Regions from separate parts of the Homo sapiens genome. Here all the other regions are linked to region 3. Evidence: chromatin contacts called from ENCODE Hi-C or POLR2A ChIA-PET data. All regions are on one chromosome and are shown on one strand. The core of a region is the stretch at or near the end of the contact, and the rest is flanking DNA. Distances in the headings are between cores, read along the strand shown.

Region 1 (4,708 bases), core at 1,380-3,879, 200 kb after region 3:
TAACCCGTAGAAGACTACCTTATGGGATTTAATAAGCAAACTCCCATAGGTCAATGATGAAGAAAGGATCCTAAAAGCAGAGAGAGAAACAAATACCATACAAAGATGCTCCAGTACATCTGGCAGCAGACTTCTCAGTGGAAAGCTTCCAGGCCAGGAGACTGTGGGCCTGACATATTTAAATTGCTGAAAGCAAAAACCTTTTATCCTAGGATAGTATATCTAGCAAAAATATTCTTCAAACATGAAGGAGAAATAAAAACTTTCCCAAACAAAAGTTGAGGGATTTTATTAACACCAGCCCTGTTCTACAAGAAATGCTAAAGGGAGTTCTTCAATCTGAAAGAAAATAATGTTAGTGAGCAATAAGAAATCACCTGAAGGTACAAAACTCACTGGTAATAGTACTCAGAAGAATACAGAATAGTATAACACTATGTGTAAACTACTCATATCTTGAGTAGAAAGGTTAAAAGATGAACTGATAAAAAACTACAAGTTTTCAAGACAGTACAGTAAGATATAAGTAGAAACAACAAAAAGTTAAAAAGCACAAGGACAAAGTTAAAGTGTAGAGTTTTTAATTAATGTTCTGTTTCCTTGCTTGTTACATTGTTTACACAATCAATGTTGTCATTTAAAAATAATGGGTTTTATTATTTGGAAGTCCATGGTAACCTCAAATTAAGAAACATACAATAGATCCATAAAAAATAAAAAGCAAGAAATTAAAACATAAAACCAGAGAGAATCACCTTTACTAAAAGGAAGACAGGAAGGAAAAAAGGAAGAGAAGATTGCAAAACAAGAAAACAAATGACAAAATGGCAAGAGTAAGTCCATGGTTATGAATAATAACATTGAACTTAAATGAACTAAACTCTGCAATCAAGAGCCGTAGAGTGGCTGAATGGATTAAAAAAAACCAAAAAGACAAAAAACCCAATGATCTATAAAGACACCTATAGACTGGAAATAAAGGAATGGAAAAAGATACTCCATGCAAATAGGAACCAAAAAGAGCAGGAGTAGCTAGACTTATATCAAACAAAATAGATTTCAAGACAAAAGCTAGAGACAAAGAAAGTCATTATATAATGATAAAGGGGTCAATTCAGCAAGAGGATATAGCAGTTGTAAATATGCATCCAACATTGGAGCACCCAGATAATATAAAGCAAGTATTATTAGAACTAAAGATAAACCCCAATACAATAATAGCTAGAGATGTCAACACACCACTTTCAGCACTGGACAGATCTTTGATACAGAAAAGCAACAAAGACACTTGACTTTATCTGTACTTTAGAACAAATCAATCTAAAGATACTTACAGAACATTTCCTCTAGTGGCTTCAGAATGCACATTCTTTTCTTAGCACATGGATCATTCTTAAGGATCATCTATATTAAGCACAAAACAAGTCTTAAAATTTTTTTAAAAATGAGATTCATCTCTTAAAAAAATATAATTTTATCAAGATTCTTCTGACCACAATGGAATAAAACTAGAAATCAATAATGAGGAATTTTGGAAACTATGCAGACACATGGAAATTAAACAGTGTGCTCCTGAATGACCAGTGGGTCAATGAAGAAATTAAGAAAATTTAAAAATTTCTTGAAACAAGTGATCGTGGAAACACAGCATACCAAAACCTATGGGGTACAGCAAAAGCTGTATTAAGAGGAAGTTTGTAGCTGTAAGCAACTACATCAAAAAGTAGAAAAACTTCAAATAAACAACCTTAATGATGCATCTTAACAAGAAAAGCAGGAGCAAACCAAACCCAAAATTGTAGAAGGAAAATAATAAAGATTACAGTGGAAGTAAATGAATTTGAAATATTACAAAAGATCGATGAAACCAAAAGTGGCTTTTTTGAAAAAATAAAATTGACAAACCTTTAGTCAGACTAAGAAAAAAGAGAAGACCCAAATAAATAATTTTTCTTTTTTGTTTCTGATTTTAAAACTGATACTGCAGAAATTCAGACTCACTAGAGGCTACTGTGAACAACTGTATGCCAGTAAATTGGAGAACTTAGAAGCTTTGGTAGTCAACAAGAGAGACCTGCCAGAGGTCATGTGGTTACAGGGGCCCCGTGTCCCTGTGTGTGTGTGTGCATGTGTGTGTGTGTGTCTATCTCCACCCTGAGTGGGAGCAGGAGGCTACTTGTGAAGTCTCATCTCTGAAGGCCATCTGTTGATCACGACAGGCTGCTGGGTTCCTTGCGGCTGGAGATGTGTATGGAGGTTCCCCCAGCACATTGCTCTGTCTTCATGGGCATCTCAGTTTCCATCTGAAATCACTTGTTGATGAACTGAGAACCATTCCTCTGTCTAGTTAGCAGTATCACTAGGAGTAAACATGTTACGGGGGAAACTGCTTAGCATTTGATTTCTCAAGTGTTTTTTCTGAGACCCAGTAATCTTCTGGGTAAGGAAAAAAAACCCTTGGGTACCCCCTTTCACCTTGTGCTGTTGCTGTTACTGTGAAGATGTAGATGGTATGTGTGACTCTAGCTGTCATCAGATCATTCATGGACACAATGCAACATCACACCTGTTAGATTATGGCTTTGGTTCTGCCAGGAGGCCTGGTGGGAGCAGCTGGCATGATGCGTGCTGCCTCTCATGACTCATGTGCACCATCCTGCTGCCCAAGGCCTTGATGTAGCCCCTGTGGGGTGCCCTGTCTGCATGTTATCACACTCTGAAGAGCAGCCTATGGAGCACAAGAGAGAACCGAGGGGAACATCCCCTCCTTTAATTCTGAACTCATATTCTGTAATGGTGATTTCTGTGAGTCTGGCTGGTTGTCGTGTGAATTCAGGTGTCTAGGCAGCGTTATGTGTGGAATATGTTGGCACGTTATGCTCGAGTCCTAGGGCTCAGCTGACCTTTATGAGCTTTATCTGCTACTGAATTAATGAACAAGGGCTTTATCAGCCATGAAACTTTGGTGATGGCAGTGACAGAAAATTCTTGGGAGAATTGGTCTGGGACTGAAAGAGGTAATAAAAATCTAGAGCCTAGGCTCAGTGCGGTGAATTAAATAGGAAAAACCACTCGTACCGTGAATTGTTCGTTTATAAGCTATGCTGAAATATGACTTAATTTTCATTAATTGATGAAATATCAGAAATGAAAATCAGTTTATCCAGATTTCCTTTTCTGAATGGATCGGGGCTGTGGCACTGGACCAGGTAGGAGATGAAATCTTAGCATAGCCCATGGCCCAGCACTGAGCAGTATTTCTGCAATCCTAAGAATTTAACCCATTGTGGGTAGCACATATCCAATAACTTTCCTGTGCCACATCTCTGGCAGTGTTTTCTGTGCGTATACCTTTGGCATTCCATCATTACCCAGTGCTCTTCAGTCCTCCTAGTGAGGCATGCAGGGTCCTGTCATTCTAGAAGCCCGCCTCTTCCTGATATTTCACTGTGTCTCTGAGGATGAACATCACCTGCTCAGATGTCAGAAGATTCTCAAAACCTGTGTGTCTTAAAGGGCGTGTTCTTCCTCCTCTGTAGGCTGGCAGCAGTTTGTAGCTCCTGTCACTGAGACTACATAATTGTCTTCAGTTTACTTCTGTACAAAATGATAGAACTCACTTTAAGGTAGAGACTGTTTCTTACCCTGTTTTTAATCTGTTCCCAGTGCCTTGTAATGGTGCTGCATACATATAGTAGTTGAAATTAATTTGAGTCAGTGACTACCCTGCAAATGGACAGAACTGTGGCTAATCCCGGTAGGTTGTGGAAACCCCGCTTAGCTGTTCACAGTTGGAAATGGGTCTGCAGCAGTGCAGATGCTAGCTTACTTTGCCTTCTGTTGTGTTTTAATAAACTAAACAGTAAAGCACCATAATAACTGCATGACACATTCAGGATTTGGAAACATGGCTTGGATGAATTAGACCAGTGTTGTTGAGAGCTTGCATTGATGGAAACATGCTGTATCTGCTAGACAAATTTCAGTAGCCTCTAGCCACGTGGGGCTGTGAAGCTCTGGAAATGAGATTAACGCAACTGAAGAACTGAATTTTTAATTTTTTTAAAAAATTTAGTTAACCTTACTTGAAATAGCTGCAGGTGGCTAGTGGCTGTTGGATTTGAGGGTAAAGAAGCATGGTAGAGAAGGCAGGTGGGACAGCCTCCCATCTGCGCAGAGATCTATATGTCACCGCCACCGACAGGAAGACTTGTGCATCCTAACCCTTAGCCTCCTTGTGCTGTGGGCAAGGTCCCTGCTGTTGCAGACCCCACTAAATTCCCAGTCCGTGCAGGTAACTGTTGTGCTTCTGTGAGCCCCCGCCAGTACTCTGGGTGGGGACATGTCTTGCTCAGACAGAGATCAAAGGAGAGCTAAGAGAGGGAGAGAGATGGACAGTTAAATATTGAAGGAGGGCGTTGGCCTTTTTTTACACAGCACAGGGAAGAGACTAGTATGTGGAGGGAGCACTTACATTTGGTAGATGTTCTTACACAGATCAGCCACCTGAACGTGTGTGGGATATTTTTATTACCTATATTTTACATTTCTATTGTCTGTATTATTTACCGTAACTACATTTGACATCTACATATTGCTATGTTTTAGAAGCAGAGGTTTATTTTCACCTCTTTCCTGAAGGCCATGTTTTATAAAACTGACATGTTATCTAGTCTAGAAGGGAAGGCCCAGCTGGGCATGGTGGTGC
Region 2 (4,736 bases), core at 267-2,766, 210 kb after region 3:
GTTCTTGCCTCAATTTCCCACCCTTATTTTGACTTTAAACTTGGAACTTCCTCTGCATTTCTTTACGAGGAAAATACATGGTTCTTTTCTGCAAAAACATCATTTAAAACAACTGTTATACACGGTAGTTTTTTAAAAATCATAATGTGTGATGTCTTTTGTCCTGGTGTCTATGTTTAGTAGCAGCTCATCAGATACAGTGTGTGTTTGGGCTTGTCACTCTGTCCCTTGTCGCCAGTTGAGTTTCTTGCTTACAGTACAGTATTATAATTTATTATTTGAGATAAAAATTTTTGTATTATACACACATCTGCTACAAATGAGCTTTTTTTGGTTCACAAACACAGTTCCTCCACCAATTCTAAAATCATTTAATATTGACTTTAATAATGGTACCTTTTTCTAGAAAAGCACTAATTGTTTTTTTTTTTGTGGGGGGGGGTCTTTTTTAGGGAAAGCTTCCAACGACAGGAATGACAATCACAAAGCTTGAGGACAGTGAAAATCATAGAAATGCATTTGAAATATCAGGTGATAGGCACAAGCTGTGTGAGTGCTGTGTCTCGGGGAGGAGAGGCAGCTTGTCCCCGCGTGCAGATTCTTGCTTGCGTATTTCAGAAGGTGGTGTTTAAGCGCTGAGTGGAATTCTGGGGGGTGTGCACGCACGTGCTTTTTACCTGTGTTTCCACTCGGCCTATTTTTTCCTTCTCTCCTATAGGGAGCATGATTGAGCGGATATTAGTGTCGTGCAACAACCAGCAGGATCTGCAGGAATGGGTGGAGCACCTACAGAAGCAAACGAAGGTCACGTCTGTGGGAAACCCCACCATAAAGCCTCATTCAGTGCCATCTCATACCGTAAGGACTTGGTGCTTCTCCTCCTTCCAGACTCCAGGCGTGGCATCCCGTGGCTGAGCTGTCAGCAAGTGATCAGTTGCTTTAAAACCTAATCAATATTTGGATAAAAAGTGCAAAACACTTGCTTCACATTTCTCTGCAGATCTTTGGCCCTCTTCGTGCAGTAGTGAATTGTTTTCCAATGAGTGTTCTCGAGAAACAACCCTGAATTGTGCCTCCTCACGCACAGTTCAGAGGTGCTTGGGTGGGAAGCTGCTTCTGCTCCGTGTGGCCCTAGAAGACTGATTTAGGGGAGTTTTACACTCAACTATAGATGATTTTTCTGAGAATTTTAACTGTTTATTATGCTTCATTTAAGAAAACAAAAAATAAATGATTATGATGATGAAAAGGGCCAGACTCATGTTGAAGGCATTAAAAGAATTTATGACACACTGTTGATTTTAAGAAATTGAGGTGTCTTTTACTTAGAAAAGCTCAACAAGTCTTTGGATATTTAGAGACTTTTTTTTTTTTTTTTTTTTTTTTTTTTACAACTTTTCAGAATAGATGAACACTGAAGCTTCAGTGTTTAAACCTCTCCTGGTGTTTTGTGCTCAAGAAGTTGGTATCGGGTTGTTTTAACAGTCGTCATCTTTATCAAGTAATACGGAAAAACTGGGCAGAGCTTTTAAAGAATGAATGACGATGACACAGGCGTTTTCTGCTTACAGATTTCCTCACATCCTTATTAGGCTATTAGGATCAGCTCTGTCGTGTGCTCAGTTTTCATGTTTTCTTCTTCATGTGAAGGTTGTAGCTCAAGAAGGATTGCTGTACTCTGATATTCTCATCAGAGTTTCAGAGTCCATCTGATTTCTTTCAGCAGTAAAGATTGTAACTACTCATTGGCTTTTAGCTAGCATTTCATTTTTAATGGCTCTACCATTTTAAAATTCTCCATTCTTTCATGGAGATCAGTTTATCCCAGGGACGTGTGTGTACACGTGTGTTTATAAAGAACAGTGGATGAGCTGCTTCACTCAGGTTTTCAACAGCAGCCTGAAACTCTACTTCATACAATTTTATATCAAGTCAGCTTTTCTCTGTGGCCAGACCCTCCGTCTTAGTGTTTCTTTCACTGGTGGCTGGGAAGGCATCCCTTCAGCGGGGAAGGCACTGTGCCTCATGTTTAAAATGTTCTGCATTCTCCTACAGAGTTTCTTGTGTGGGATGATGTATTCTGTGATCCAACTCTGACCAGCTGAAATCATTTTCTAATTTTAGCATAAAGCATACTTCCTTTGACTTTTTCAAGAAAGGAGAAACAAAACCAGACACTGCTTTGACGTTGTTGCTAGAAGGGATGTCTTACATAATTTTATCCATCTATACATTATTTCCTATGAAAAGATGACCTTACAGTGGCTTCATAGCATGACCTGCATCTCACACAATTCCCTCCCCCATGCAGGGACTAGAATGTGATCGTTGCAGGAAGTTGATGGCTTCTATTCTTGAAATTGTGGCATTAGCTGCCGTCCCTCTCAGCCTGTGTTTTGAAGGTCGCGCACTTCCTCAGAATGCCGGCCCCACTCCGTTTCCAGTTCACAGCGCCACACAGCTTGTTCTCCCATTAAATGCACCTTACTATTGTTGGCTAATTTGAGGTCATTATTGGCTGATTTTGAGAATGACTTATTTAACTTTTCTCATTTAACTGTCATTGTGATGGAATATTTTGGGTTTTCCAGGAATATAAAATGCATTAATGGCACACCGCTCTAAGAAGTTAATTTTTGATTAACTTTGTTTTGATTAAAGTTGAGTTTTCTAAGAACATAATTGGTTTTAATACCAGGGTTTGGCAGTGTTCAGTAAAGATCCAGATGGTAAACGTTCTCTGCTTTACAGGTTCAGGCCTCTTGCAGCTGTACTCTGCCCTTGGAACACAACAGCAGTTTTAGACAGGCACAGGCCTGCCTGTGTGCCAGGAAAACTTTTTTAAAAAACAAAACTAGGCGATCAGGCCTTAGTTTCGCCCAGTACTTTATCACCAGGTGAAGAATAATACGTGGCTGGGGGGGAATCACCTTCCTTCTTACAGCCACATGCCCTGTGTGCTTTTGTGAAATTCTCATCTTTTTACTAGATGAAGTACCTTTTTTCTATAAATGTTACTCCGTAGCTAATAAATGTGGCTAGTGGATGTCTTTTGAGTGCTGGGGCCCCAGCTAGAGCTGCCCCTCCTGTCTGGGGCAGACGCCGTGAGGAGCCCCACGCTCGGCCCAGGTGGCGCGAGCTAGTGTTTGGCCCCAAAAACTGACTGCTGAGAGCCAGAGATACGAATGAAATGATAAATCCTGAGGTTTATTTCACATGGAGTGTTTAAAGAGCAGAAGGAAGTGCGTGATAAGTGCCCTTTCGCGGTGAGCACGCGAGTCTCATGTTCTCTGCCCTTCCCGCTCTGTGCCCTTGGCAGCTCCCCTCCCACCCGGTCACTCCGTCCAGCAAGCACGCAGACAGCAAGCCCGCGCCGCTGACGCCCGCCTACCACACGCTGCCCCACCCCTCCCACCACGGCACCCCGCACACCACCATCAACTGGGGACCCCTGGAGCCTCCGAAAACACCCAAGCCCTGGAGCCTGAGCTGCCTGCGGCCCGCGCCTCCCCTCCGGCCCTCAGCTGCTCTCTGCTACAAGGAGGTGAGGTCCCTTGACCACTCAAACAGCCAGATGACGGTGAGCATGCCTCGGGCCCTGGGTGTGCCCACGTGCTGGGCCTTCTGTGTACAGCAAAATGCACCCTAACTCCTAGAGAACTGAGAAGGGGGGGTCTGCCTTGGTTCTCTGGTTATCTGCTCTGCTGCTGAGAGGCCCGTGGTAACCTGTGTGGGAAGGCGATGTGCAGGGTCCCCCTCCTTTCTGCCATGCACAGGGGGGCCTTTACTGCACTTGCCGGAGGAGTGTGCCGCCAGGGGCCAGGAGCTGGAAAGGCGCTGAGCCCAGGTGGCTTTCACTCCCTGTGTGTGAGGCCATCGCTCAGCATCTGCACGCTGTCTGCTGCGTCTAACGACCCCTCCTCTAGGTTGGGGATCCTGTCCAGGAGCCCTGCATTTTGTCATCCAGAAGCCATTTGAGATGAAGAGAACATTTACTAATACAAATGAAAAACAATCACTTAGGCGGTTTCCCCCTTTGATGCATAAGAAATCATGATGCGGTCTTTGCTTGTCTCTGTTCTCATCCGGCATTTTTATATTTGCTAGGCGCAAATAAAGTACGATTCCAATGAATAAATAGAAGTGTTAACACTTCCTTACACTTTTACCTAAACCAGCTTGGATGAGGAAAGGAAGTGTCTTTAGAAATCTGTTCTGAGAAGTACTTTCACCTGAGGAAGCTGATAATTGAGATGAGAGTTGTTTTCATAAGCAGTTGAGCGTGCATGGTGGTGAGGTATGAGGAGTGGCGGTGAGAGTGTGGGTATCGTGCGCGTCAGTGTGAGCAGCAGTGCCCGTTGGTGGGGTGTGAGTGAGCGTGAGGATGGTGACACGCTCTTGCCTGGCATTGTGCCTCTGTGTCTGGTCAAGGCCACATTTGCCAAGGGAACTGGAGCAGACTTTTTCTACATTCTTGCCGGCAGCCCTGGGGGTTTTAAGGCCCACAGGAAAGTACTGTATGAGAAATTAGGATCTGTGCTTTTCATTTTTTGTTCTGAGTCTTTGTTTTTATGATATCTTTCAGGTAATCATGTGTGCAAGTCAGAATTTCCATTTTCTATCATGGGAAGTTACTTGAAGAATGTTGCTGTTCCTTATTGTATACTTTAGTGTGCACAGTCTAAAGAAAAAGTGAGCTACTACAAGAACTGGTGGAGACTGAATTACTAGGGAAG
Region 3 (4,995 bases), core at 1,660-4,159:
AAAACCAAGGTGTAGCCTGACTACCTTGGGCACATGTTCTCCTGACCTCCTGAGGTTGTGTCACAAGTCATTGGTCCCTCATATTTGGTCAGAATAAACCTCTTCAAATGTTTTACAGAGCTTGACGCTTTTCGTCCACACTATGCAAAGAGAACAAGACAGGGATGGGAGATTTTGGTTCCACTTGGTGGCCAAGGCTCCTGGTTTCTAACCACATGCAGGACCAAGCTGGCACGGCCTGTCACAGCACCCACATCCCTACTGCCTTCTGGAAGCTGCTCCTTTTCCTTCAGGGCTAAGCAGGGACCCAGACCCCTTCCTTCACTGTCCTGGAGGCTCCAGCACCTGGTCACATTTCTGCTCTCAGCCTTGAAATGTGGAGGGCTCATCTCATCTTCTCAGAAAGTAAAACATGTGGCAGCCTCAGTGAGCCCATACAGTTTTCTTCAGGGCAGCCCACATGGCACCTGGCATGGTCTCCTCTCCCTCAAAGCAGGAAAGAGACCTTCTCATGGGTAAGAGAAGGCCCATGGTGGAAACACAAAGGCAGCCATCTGGCTGAGAAGGAAAAAACACTGATTCTTCCAGATGAGTCTGCAGTGGCGGAAAACAAAGCTGGGGTGGCTTCCCCACTGCAGTGCTTAGTTCTCGGGGGGATCTGCTGCTCATTGATTTCTAACATTGCCTTCCAGTTACATCATGGAAAACAGGAAGAAAGAGGAAAAAATAGGAAAGGAAGAACAAAATGCACTGAAGCAAGAGCAGGAAGAAAGGGTAGAATGAAGCATTTAAACAGAGAGGAAGAGAAAAATAGCAATCACAGAAAGAACCAGGGAGTTTATAAAACAGGCTGCATGAAAATCATTTATCAAAACACTGTCCAGGAATTTTTGTTAAAAATAAACATAAAACAATTAGCTAGTCACAAAAAGACAAGTACTGTGGAACTCCACTCATTGTTAGTCAGTGGCGAGGCAGACATGAGCAGGGCAGGAGAGGGCCCACCCCACCAGGAACCTCTGGAGACCATCAGGTGATACTCAGGCAGTGGTTAAACTGGTTCTCTAAAATAGTAATTGGTTGCAGCTGTGCCAGGGAAAGGCGGGCTCCCAATAGCTGGAAAACACCTGAAACTGATCAGCAGCTTTCTATAAGATCTCAGGAGTGGGGCGAGGTGGCTTAGGCCTGTGCACTAAGAGGTAAAATGTAGTTTAACTGGTGTGTGACCTTCCTCCAGGAACACGAGACAGGTAAGGGCAAAATACTTCAGGTGAGCATGTGCACAACTTCAGTAATACAGCGCGCACGCGGCCCCGCCCAAGCGCTGGCCGGTCACTGCGCATGCGGACAGCCCACCCCAAGGAAAGGTCAAGGAAGGGGAAATGGAAACCCTGAACCATGCCCATGTATAAAACCCAAAGTGGGGGGTTGTACCCTGCACTTGGATCTCTCAAGTCGCCTACTTCACCCTCTCCCAAGTGTACTTTACTTCCCTTAATTCCTGCTCTAAAGCTTTTTAATAAACTCTCAGTCCTGCTCTAAAACTCGCCTTGGCCTCTCACTCTGCACTATGCACCTCGGCCGAATTCTTTCCTCTGAGGAGGCAAGAATCGAGTTGCTGCAGACCCTACGGATTCCCTGCTGCTAACAGTATTAGTCCCTGGACTAATCAAATTCAGACACACAAAGTGGAATGGTGGATGCCAGGGGCTGGGGAGGGCAATGGGGAGTGAGTGCTTATTTAAGGGGGACAGAGTTCGGTCTTGCAAGATGAAGATGTTCTATTGATTGTGAAAAATGTGAATGCACCTAAATGCCTAAAAATGGTTAAAATGGTAATCGTTATGTGTATTTTGCCACAATTTAAAAACATAAAAAATAAGAATGTCTGAGTAAATAAACGTATAACGCGTTCTTTAAGTCCACTGACAGCGGCGTGGCCTTGGCCTCTGTGCTCATCTTTCCAGGACAGAGCCCCGTTTGGTGTTTCTGGTTCTGTGCTGCGTAGAGAACTTGGCACCCTGGTCCTATGCACAGAAGAGGAGCTTTCCGAAGGCTCCGGGAGAGAACGCTGGGGAGTCAAGGCCAGTCCGAGCACAGCAGCTGGGGCCAGATTGGAGACAGGGACTTTTTTATTCGAGAGAAAGCGAACGTAGTATCTAAGCGGAAGAGCCCTTGCAGGCGCGGGAAGGGAGGCCGCGCTTCCCCGGGCCTGCGGGGTCAGAGGAGGAGCTTCTGCGGGAGCTTAAAGGGGCCCCACAGCCCCCTGCACCCCTTCCACGAGCTCTGGGGAAGGCGTTCCTCGTGGGAGACCTGTCTCCCACGTTGTTGCCGGTTAAGAAGTCAGAGCTAGGGGACAGGCCGGGTGCGGTGGCTCACGCCTGTAATCCCAGCACTTTGGGAGGCCGAGGCGGGCGGATCACGAGGTCAGGAGATCAAGACTATCTTGGCTAACACTGTGAAATCCCGTCTCTACTAAAAATACAAAAAATTAGCCGGGCGTGGTGGCACGCGCCTGTAGTCCCAGCTACTCCGGAGGCTGAAGCAGGAGAATTGCGTGAACCCGGGAGGCAGAGCTTGCAGTGAGCAGAGATCGCGTCACTGCACTCCAGCCTGGCGACAGAGCGAGTCTCCGTCTCAAAAAAAAAAAAAAAAAAAAAAAAAAAAAAAAAAAAAAGGAGAGAGGAAAAAAGCAAACTGTGCCTTTAAACCAGGGCGACCTTCATTCCCACAAGAAGGACTCCGCCTTGGTCCCCTTGGGTGAAAGCTGCCGCTGCTGAGCGCCTCTGCGGCCCGGTGAGATCGGGGTTCACAGGCTGACCCAGCGTTAGGAGGTGCCGGGCTGATCACGACCGCCAGAGCTGCTGAGGTCGGAGCCCCGACCCTGGGAACGCAGCACGGAGCCTGGCCGCGGGCCGTGAACAAAGCGGTGTGCAGGGGACCCAGGTTCACAGCGCAGGTGCGCGGCTCCCCGGCGGCTCTGCCGTCCTAGCTCACGCGGTCCCGGGGCAGCTGCTTTGCGCCGAGCCCCAGAGACGTGGCGGCGGGTCCCGACTGCGCTGCCGCCCGTGAGAGGCACCGGACCTGCCCTCCAGGGCGGGGAAAGGGAGGACTCTGATCCCATGAGAACCCAGACAGTTCCATGTCCAAGGAGGCACCCGGAATGTTCTGAAACAAACCTGCGATTATGACAGCTCCGTATCATGTACTAGACGAAATTCTTACAGCTCCAACCTCTTTTTTTACATTTTCTATTAAATTTTAATACCGGTTTCTCGCGCCTATGAGCAAAAAGACAAGTGTTAAAGCTAGCAATCGTTTGTGCAATTTCATCGATTGGTTCCACCGCTGCACTTGCTGCTGGTGACCAATAGGGGGTGTTAATTGTTAATTATAATCAATATTCTGCCCACTGACAACAGCAAATCCTAAAAGCTCAAGTTTCAACTCAATTCTTAAAACGAAGATTTAACTAGCTCCTTGAATCTTATAGGACTTTTATCACTCTCAGTGCTTCCAGTTACAGGTTCTAGTCTCAAAACTAGTTGACCTAAATGTCTTCAAATAAACTTTAAAGGATATGGATGGAGTTTTAAGCCAACTTTTAACTGAAAGTATAGCATATATATAGAAAAGCTCACAAATCATAAATGTTCAGCTGGATATACATTTTTTACAAAGGCTCACACATCCATGGGGCCAGGCCTCGGGTCAGACATAGAATCTCACCAGGGGACTCCCTCACACACTTCCCAGCCCTTATCCCACCTCAGAGAATAGCCATCTTCCGACTTGTTCCAGTGTAGATGACCCTTGCCTGTTCTAAGCTTTATATAAATGAGTTATATAATGTATCTGGATTCTTTTGCTCAGTGTTTGCTCGTGAGACTGTCCCTATTCTGAGTGCAGCCATATTATGGGGGTGTAATGTGTGCGTACTGCCCTGCAATGCAGTACTCCCCTTTATGCACACACCACGAGGGGCATCTCCAAACAGCCGCTCCCAAGCATCGGGGCTGCTTTGGGCTTGGGGCAGTGATGAACGATGCTGTTATAAACCTTCTTGTGCATGTCTTTAGGCACACATATACGCATTTCTGATTGGCATATATTTAGGAGTAGAATTGCTGGGCCATAGAGTGTGCACATACTAAACTCAGAAGATGCTGCCAAACAGGTTTCCAAAACGGTTGTACGAATTTACACTCCCACGGGCTGCATATGAGAGCTCCGTTGCTCACATTTGCTATCATAAATGTATTTTTATTGCATGGAATTATTATAGTACTTGATGTATAGCTTTTCCAGGGTTTTCCAAAGAGTATAATCTTAGCCAGATACTAGCAAAAGAGTAATTAAGATGTAAGAACTATGTAAATTGTAAGCACTCAGAATATGTATTTACCACGCAGGATTCTCACAGATATCTTAAGATGCTGTTCAAATTAGGGAGGTCTATTCTTGATGCATGGAAGGTGTTGTGGATGAAATTCTTTTGCTTTATTTCTGCACAGAGTAATCTCATAGTAAGTTTAAATTACTGCAGGGATTTATCCCCAAGTCCTAACTGAGTGTCAATGTTGGGATGACAAAGACGGTCTAACCTTACACATCTGAACCAAGTCCTCATTTTCTCAGAGCCCAACAGGAGGCTGAACCCAGCGTCCCTGTCATGTCTCACCCTCTCAGAGGTGGCCTATGTAGTACCCACTCCAACATTGTTTCAGTTCTGCCCTCAAATGAAGCCAGAAGGTGATGGAGCTGTGGGAGGGGAGAGTGTAAGGTTGACAGTGTCTAAGCAAGCAGGACTTGACACAGATGACGAGGCTGTCTTTTCTATTCAGGTTCAGCTCATGAGCACTGGAGAGTTATAGAAACTTCTAGAATCAGCAGAATAGTTAAATTCACTCTCCTTTAATGCAAATGAAGAATGTCTTTCCTGGACTTCAGGAGTCACACTTCTCTTATGCCAGCTTCCTCTGAGAATTCCAGATA

Evidence for each region. A loop is a pair of places that touch in the nucleus more often than their neighbours do. ChIA-PET counts read pairs that join two places held with the same protein, here RNA polymerase II (POLR2A). Pooled maps may share reads with other maps.
Region 1: a loop to region 3 is called in a pooled map, with 2.0 times the contacts of the local background. The contact joins two enhancer-like sites. A Hi-C loop is called at or near these places in 4 of 50 pooled maps. POLR2A ChIA-PET finds 5 or more read pairs at or near these places in 2 of 52 experiments (activated CD4-positive, alpha-beta T cell and activated naive CD4-positive, alpha-beta T cell).
Region 2: a loop to region 3 is called in a map of ascending aorta, with 2.7 times the contacts of the local background. The contact joins two enhancer-like sites. A Hi-C loop is called at or near these places in 7 of 168 maps with a recorded cell type or tissue (Right ventricle myocardium inferior, ascending aorta, chondrocyte and 3 more) and 16 of 50 pooled maps. POLR2A ChIA-PET finds 5 or more read pairs at or near these places in 4 of 52 experiments (PC-9, activated CD4-positive, alpha-beta T cell, activated T-cell and 1 more).

Annotation. Positions count from the first base shown.
Region 1 is chr13:111,260,287-111,264,994 of GRCh38, forward strand. All of the region lies in intron 8 of ARHGEF7 (Rho guanine nucleotide exchange factor 7), which reads left to right. Among named protein-coding and RNA genes, the nearest start is that of TEX29, 58 kb to the right of the region's middle. Within about 2 kb of position 2,630, at least 2 of the 41 ENCODE cell types and tissues checked have a DNase peak (open chromatin) inside an H3K27ac peak, as active enhancers do.
Region 2 is chr13:111,279,820-111,284,555 of GRCh38, forward strand. It overlaps ARHGEF7 (Rho guanine nucleotide exchange factor 7), which reads left to right. Exons shown (of 22, transcript NM_001354046.2): 14 at 453-531; 15 at 719-858; 16 at 3,320-3,544. Among named protein-coding and RNA genes, the nearest start is that of TEX29, 38 kb to the right of the region's middle. RefSeq lists an enhancer at 92-1,291. Within about 2 kb of position 1,517, at least 5 of the 41 ENCODE cell types and tissues checked have a DNase peak (open chromatin) inside an H3K27ac peak, as active enhancers do; they include ascending aorta, where a contact is called at or near this core.
Region 3 is chr13:111,064,587-111,069,581 of GRCh38, forward strand. No RefSeq gene overlaps it. Among named protein-coding and RNA genes, the nearest start is that of LINC00368, 29 kb to the right of the region's middle. RefSeq lists an enhancer at 2,695-2,754. Within about 2 kb of position 2,910, at least 18 of the 41 ENCODE cell types and tissues checked have a DNase peak (open chromatin) inside an H3K27ac peak, as active enhancers do; they include ascending aorta, where a contact is called at or near this core.